2 separate regions of the Mus musculus genome follow, and region 2 is linked to region 1. The links are chromatin loops, found by intact Hi-C in ENCODE. Cell type or tissue: heart. All regions are shown on one strand. Links, peaks and the distances in the headings refer to the core of each region. The heading gives the core; the rest is flanking DNA. Region 1 overlaps D630003M21Rik (RIKEN cDNA D630003M21 gene). Region 2 has its middle 8.0 kb from the start of Platr27.

Region 1 (2,903 bases), core at 236-2,735:
TAAGTACCAAGAGCGCATGAGGGGAAAGGGACACTTGGCGAGGGGCACTCTGCTTTTCACTCATTAGTTTTTAGCCAATAGTTCTTGGGCATCCACCATGCACCCTGCTCTGGGGACCCAGCCTGAGGAACTGGCTTGCCTGTCTGTGCCCTGGTGAGGGTCAGGGTGCAGTGGCAGAGTGGCCGTTTAAAACGTAGTTATGAGGGATTGGGGATATAGATCAGTGGTGAGAATAATTGCCTAGTATACATGAGACCCTATGCTGAAAAAGGAAAGAATGGGGTGGGGGAGGGAAGGAAGACAGTACCAGCTGTGCCAGATGCTGTAAACGTAAGATTGAGTGAGAAGAGCGAGGCGGGTGAGTGGCCTCCAGGCAGAGAGCAAGCATGTGCAACAACCCTGAGGCAGAGTAGCTGCATGTCTGTGGAGCAGAGTTAGGGGGAGGCTAAGAACCACATCTCTGAGAGATGGGCCCAGGAGCTGGGCTGCGGAGCCCAGGGGAGTTTGAAGAAGGGGATCATGGGGTATACCCTTTGTTTTTTTGTTTGTTTTGTTTGTTTGTTTGTTTGTTTGTTTAAAACAAACGTTTTGGCTACAGGGAAAACCAGAGAGCATCAGAGAGCTCAACCAAGAGTCTGGGATGGGTGTTCCAGAGAGAAGAGGGAGCTAGGACCAGTGAGGTTACCATGGTGATAGGAGGGCCGTAGCTTCAGATGTGTTAGAGATTGAAGGACAGATGGAGATGCTTGGACTCAGCTGGGAAAGTCAGGCTCTCTCCCTGTGGGGATCCCTGGAAGGTGGTGAGAGGAGATTGCGCCTCAGGACACCTCCCTCTGTTGGCAGGAGGCTACCAGGTGCCTGAGCAAGTCCAAGGAGCTGATGGAGACGGTGCTGAGGGACCCGGGCCTGCTGGCTCTCCAGAGGGAAGGTGGAACTACTCTGGCCAGCTTGCAGCAAGAGGCCAGCGGGCTAAATGCTAACCCCGATGTCAGGTATAGACACCCGGTCTCCCCTCCTTCATTCCCAGTTACAGTTCAGGAGTGGGGCCGCCCTGTGAAGAGAATGCGTAGGGTGAGGCTAGGGAAGCCACCTTCTTACCCTCTGAACCTTGGGGATAACCTCACCAGCCCCTCCTTCATCTTTAGCCAGAGACAGGCATTGAAGGACTTCCGCTCTTGTCTCCCCCCTCCACACACGGATCTCTCCCTTTTCCATCTCCTGCCCCTCACAATGCCTTGTTGTTATCCACCATGTCACTGCCTCACCTGCTTCACCCAGCCCATCTTGACTACCTGAGGTCCCTCCAGACCTTTGACCTGGAGTTCCACCAGGGGGCGCTGTGGGCCCATGCTCACCGCAGCACTTTGCTGTTCTGTGCTCATCCCTGCAGCCCTTGTGGCTCCCCATTCCTTCAGGAGTTTTGGACTTTTTTTCTGATGAATGTCGGATCCGTGACTGGGGTCCCTTGAAAAGGCACCTTTCCTTCCATCATCTTTGTTTGAAAACCGGCTCCCAGGAAGGGATGGGAGACTCCAGGTTTCTCCCTTCACCAAGCACCTCCATGGGAGAAGTCCCCTGGCTTTAGATCCTCTGGCTTTGGCCAATTTAAAAATGCCTAGCAGGGCAGGTGGACCCCAGGTTCAATGCCATTCTTGGCTACATAGGAATTTGAAACCAGCCTTTGACCCTGAGTCTCTATCCGAGACAAAAGACCATCACTGGTTACAGTTGCTACCCTCTCTGCACCTGTTCCCTGCAGAATGGAGGTCAGGAAGATAGCATGTTGCAAATGGGTGAATGCCACCCAGCCTCCTGGGCCTGACACTCCACTGAATGTTTCTCATGACATAGGGAAGGTCCAAGGTCCCCTGGCTGGCCAGAACCCCGGAAGCAGTACTAGAAAGTTTCACGGTCAGGGCCTGATGCCGGCCTGGAGTGGAATGTGAGCTCTGAGCTTCTGGAAGCCCCTGCTCAGATCACTCGCTGCTCACAGCCACTCCAGGAAGTGAGTTCTGTTACTATCCCCACTTTTTTTTGGGGGGGGGGTTCGAGACAGGGTTTCTCTGTATAGCTCTGACTGTCCTGGAACTCACTCTGTAGACCAGGCTGGCCTCGAACTCAGAAATCCACCTGTGGAGCCAGAGACCCCCGAAGTGGTGATGTTGCACAAGGACCCACGCTAGCAGTTAGCAGAGTTGGGGTTCAGACTCGGATCTACCCAGCTGGCTTAATACTCCACCAAAAAGGAGAAGAATCATTTCAGTTCCTGTGGCACCCTCAGGTTTGCCACTGAGGCCCAGAGAAGGCTAGGGACCTGCTCTAGGTCACACAGTAAGTCAGTGGCTGGCAGCCCAGCTGTGGCCACAGATTAGGAGGGCAGGCACTTGCCTGATGAGAGCACAGAGAAGAACATCTTTTTCACCCTCTTGCCCCGTCCCAGGAGCCATCTGACCGAGGCTGCTGCCCTGTACAACCTTGTGGATGGTCAGCTTCATGACTTGGTCACTGCGTCCAATCAACTCCTCCGAAGGCTGGAGCTCCGCGTCCGCCTGGGCCACCTGGAGACTGCCATCCACCAGGTGAAGGGGAGGCTACAGGGGACATGGCATTTTTACAGGGCTCACTATGTTCTGCAGTTAACATATCAAGCTGGCAGGCCTTGGTGTTTGGGGCAAGGCAGAAAACATGCATTCAAACAGTGATTAAGATACAGTCACAGGGGCTGCATTTATTGAGCACTGGCTGTGTGTGTGCCCCAGACTAGTGTACTTGTGAATATCCTTGTCTTCCAGCATGGTCTCTTATCAGTGACAAAGGAGCTTTGGGGATTCCCCACCACACATGGGGAATCCAGGGCTGGCATATGCTGCCCACTGTGGTTGCACATCTGAAGTCTGAGCCTG
Region 2 (2,903 bases), core at 98-2,597, 600 kb after region 1:
CTGAGGCCAGGCTGAGATCTGGAGCCCAATACTTGCCTGTAGAACTTCAACTCACTCACCCACTCACGACTCCCATCTCCCACACTGACCCCCACCCCAGAGCAGGGCAAAGGAGGAGGGGTGGAGTCCAAGATTCTGTTCTGGTTTGCCTTCTGCCTACAGTTCATGCAAGCCTCCCCCATCCCCCACCACACACACACACACACACACCTTGGTCAAAGGTGCCTCTGTCCACCAGCCAGCACCCTTGCCTGTCTCCTCCCTCTCAACCCTGCTGTAACGTCCACCCATAGACCCCCTGAATTATGCCATCAGTTTCCTAGGGACTTCGGGCTCCCAACAGATCCCACCCAGCACCACAGACGCTTTCAGGAGAACGACTCTGATCTTTCCTTTTCTGTGTCGCTCCTGCTTGCCTGGCCTCGATGTGGCTAGGCCGCATCTCCCAGCTCATGGCTTAAACGCTGCATCGTTAGCCTTTCTCCACTTAATCAATCAATGAATCAGCTGGTTTTTAAAAAGAAATTTATTCTTTTAAAAAAATGATTATACATACATATTCAAGTACACTGTTGCAGTCCTCAGACACCAGAAGAAGGCATCAGATCCCATTACAGATGGTTGTGAGTCACCATGTGGTTGCTGGAAATTGAACTCAGAACCTCTAGAAGAGCAGTCGGTGCTCTTAACTGCTGAGCCACCTCTCCAGTCCCCCAATCGATTAATTTTTAAGACAGGATGTTTTTTATGTAACCGAGGCTAGCCTCAAACTTGCTATTTTTCAGTCTTAGCCTCTCACAAACTAGGATTGCAGATGTGCATGGCCTTGCCTAGTTCCCATTGTGGCTTCTATCATTACTATCTGTAACTGGTGCTCACTAGTTAGACCATCTCTCCCACCCCTGGAAAGGCAGACCCTGAGACAAAGCCTGGCTTCCCTGTTTCCTGCCTTGTGCCTAGCAAGCAGCAGAAGGCCTGGCCCACAGTGGGGGCTGGAAGAGTAGGGGGAGAGCACCTGATTGCACAGCACATCCTGAGAGATCCAACCTTGGACTCAGATGGCTGTCTCACTGTCCAGATACACAAAATCTGGGAATGGGCAAGACCTCTGGCTGTGCCCAGCCACCTCTGAAGTCTCGGGGTTGAGAAAGGATGTTAGAGAGGCAGGAAGGGAGCAGGAGGTATCTGTTTCCCAAGATGCCTGTGTTACAGAACATGGAGAGGAGGGGGCATGAACGGTGGCTCACACACTTCCTTAGCAGCTTCAGATCTCTGAAGGGAGAGGGGTCATTAAATCCAAGCCCTTGCTTATGAGTGGCTCTAGGCAGCCCAGTTAGGGAAAAGCACTCCCTACTTTCTCCACGTGTGCACCCATGAAGTCTAAAGAGAGGTTTTGTGTTATGGAACTGGGATTTAAAAGATTAAGTAGTCTCCTTCCACAATCTCACTTTATTTTTCAGAGCAGAGGGGATGCGATAGCCTCAGCCGGTCTGAGCGTGGTCTCTCCGCGGAGCGTTGGCGCCCCCTGGTGGAGAGCGGTGAACACGCAGCCAGACTCTTCACCTGCCTGAGACCCGACTTGACAGGGGGCGCAAGTTCTAATCACTGTCCGGAAAGTCCTTTGCGGAGAAATTCACAGACAGGTAAACACCCACCGCCCCAAAGGTGCAGACCACTCAAGTATAGGGGAGCTGCCACGATGCCAGCTCCCCTATACTTGAGCAGATGGCATTTACAAAGTAAAATGCTACTGTTGGTAGAAATGCAGATAGGGCTTTGTGTACCTAGTTCCCCTGGGGTAGGAGGATGTAGATGGGGCCAGGCTTCCCCAGGGACAAGCAAGGAGGCAGGGGCACCACCCATCTCAGCATCTCACCAGCCCTCACTCAGGCTGTGGTTTCAGGCCTCTTCTGGGTGCTCTCCCGCCCTCGGGGACTTTGGCCTGTAGGGGAGAAAGAAGAATACCAGGATCCAGTGTCCTGGTGCAAGCCCTTAGATTTGACATTAGGGTTGCTAGCTTTTCACGGTATAGACAGTGCCTTGTGCTTGCTGAGCAGTTCTTATGGGCAGAGCAGGTCCAGCCCTAGCCCTGACCTCCATGGAATTATGGTCAAAAGGAGAAAGAAACTAAAAGCTGGCTAGCTAAAATGTAATTTCTGCAACTCCTATAGGCAGAGGCAGGGGAATCCCTGGAGCAAGCTGGCTAAGTTGACTAGGTGGAATTAGCAAGCTCTGGGCTCAGCTAGAGAGTCTGCCTCAATAAATAGAGAAGAGACTAAGGAAGGAAGAAGACACCTGATGTCAACTTCGAGCTTACACACACACACACACACACACACACACACACACACACACACGTGCACGGGGCAGGGGAATAAGCAATTACACAGATAAAGCAAGGCTAGTCAATAACCCATCAATTGCTACTAACATGGGAAAGGAATAAAACCACATACCCCTATGCGGGTGGCACCAGTATGCCTTGTCCCAGAATCTCACGTTGAATTTAATCCTCATGGTACTCCATTAAGAGGTGGGACCATCACAAGGTGGCTGGGGCTCCACCCCCACTGTGTAGATAGACTTATTTGTGAGATTGGAGTTTGAAGGAATTAATAGTTTCTCAGAAGAGTGGGCTTGCTGTAAGAACCAGTGTGGCCGATTCTGCCACCTGCTTCCTGTATCTTACCTGTGCCACACCAGAACTCTGTCAACAAAGCCATCTGCAGAGCTATTCTTTGCTCCTTGGGCCAGAGCCATGAGCTAGGACAAACCTTTCTGTCATAGCTCATTACCTGCAAGTGTTGGGGTGGGGGGGAGAGGAAGAGAGAGGAGGAGAGGGAGAGAGAGTATGTGCTAATGTTTTCATTTGTGAGTTTATGTGTCTTAGTTAGGGGTCTATT

What was found. A loop is a pair of places that touch in the nucleus more often than their neighbours do. Peaks named below come from ENCODE experiments on the same cell type or tissue, not always from the same donor. Only the 100,000 strongest peaks of a DNase experiment are listed, where the experiment ranks them.
Region 2: it touches region 1 in a loop (16-fold over the local background); 23 of 42 quality-filtered maps call a loop at or near these places.

What each region holds. Positions count from the first base shown.
Region 1 is chr2:158,202,749-158,205,651 of GRCm38, reverse strand. It overlaps D630003M21Rik (RIKEN cDNA D630003M21 gene), which reads left to right. Exons shown (of 14, transcript NM_177657.5): 10 at 844-992; 11 at 2,441-2,579. Among named protein-coding and RNA genes, the nearest start is that of 1700060C20Rik, 12 kb to the right of the region's middle. In heart, for the core only: CTCF peaks have their summits at 1,127 and 1,340 (motif pointing right); DNase peaks (open chromatin) are centred at 1,021 and 1,330; H3K27me3 peaks cover 440 bases.
Region 2 is chr2:157,603,840-157,606,742 of GRCm38, reverse strand. No RefSeq gene overlaps it. Among named protein-coding and RNA genes, the nearest start is that of Platr27, 8.0 kb to the right of the region's middle. In heart, for the core only: a CTCF peak has its summit at 1,531 (motif pointing left); no DNase peak of the experiment used is centred there; H3K27ac peaks cover 251 bases; H3K27me3 peaks cover 2,065 bases.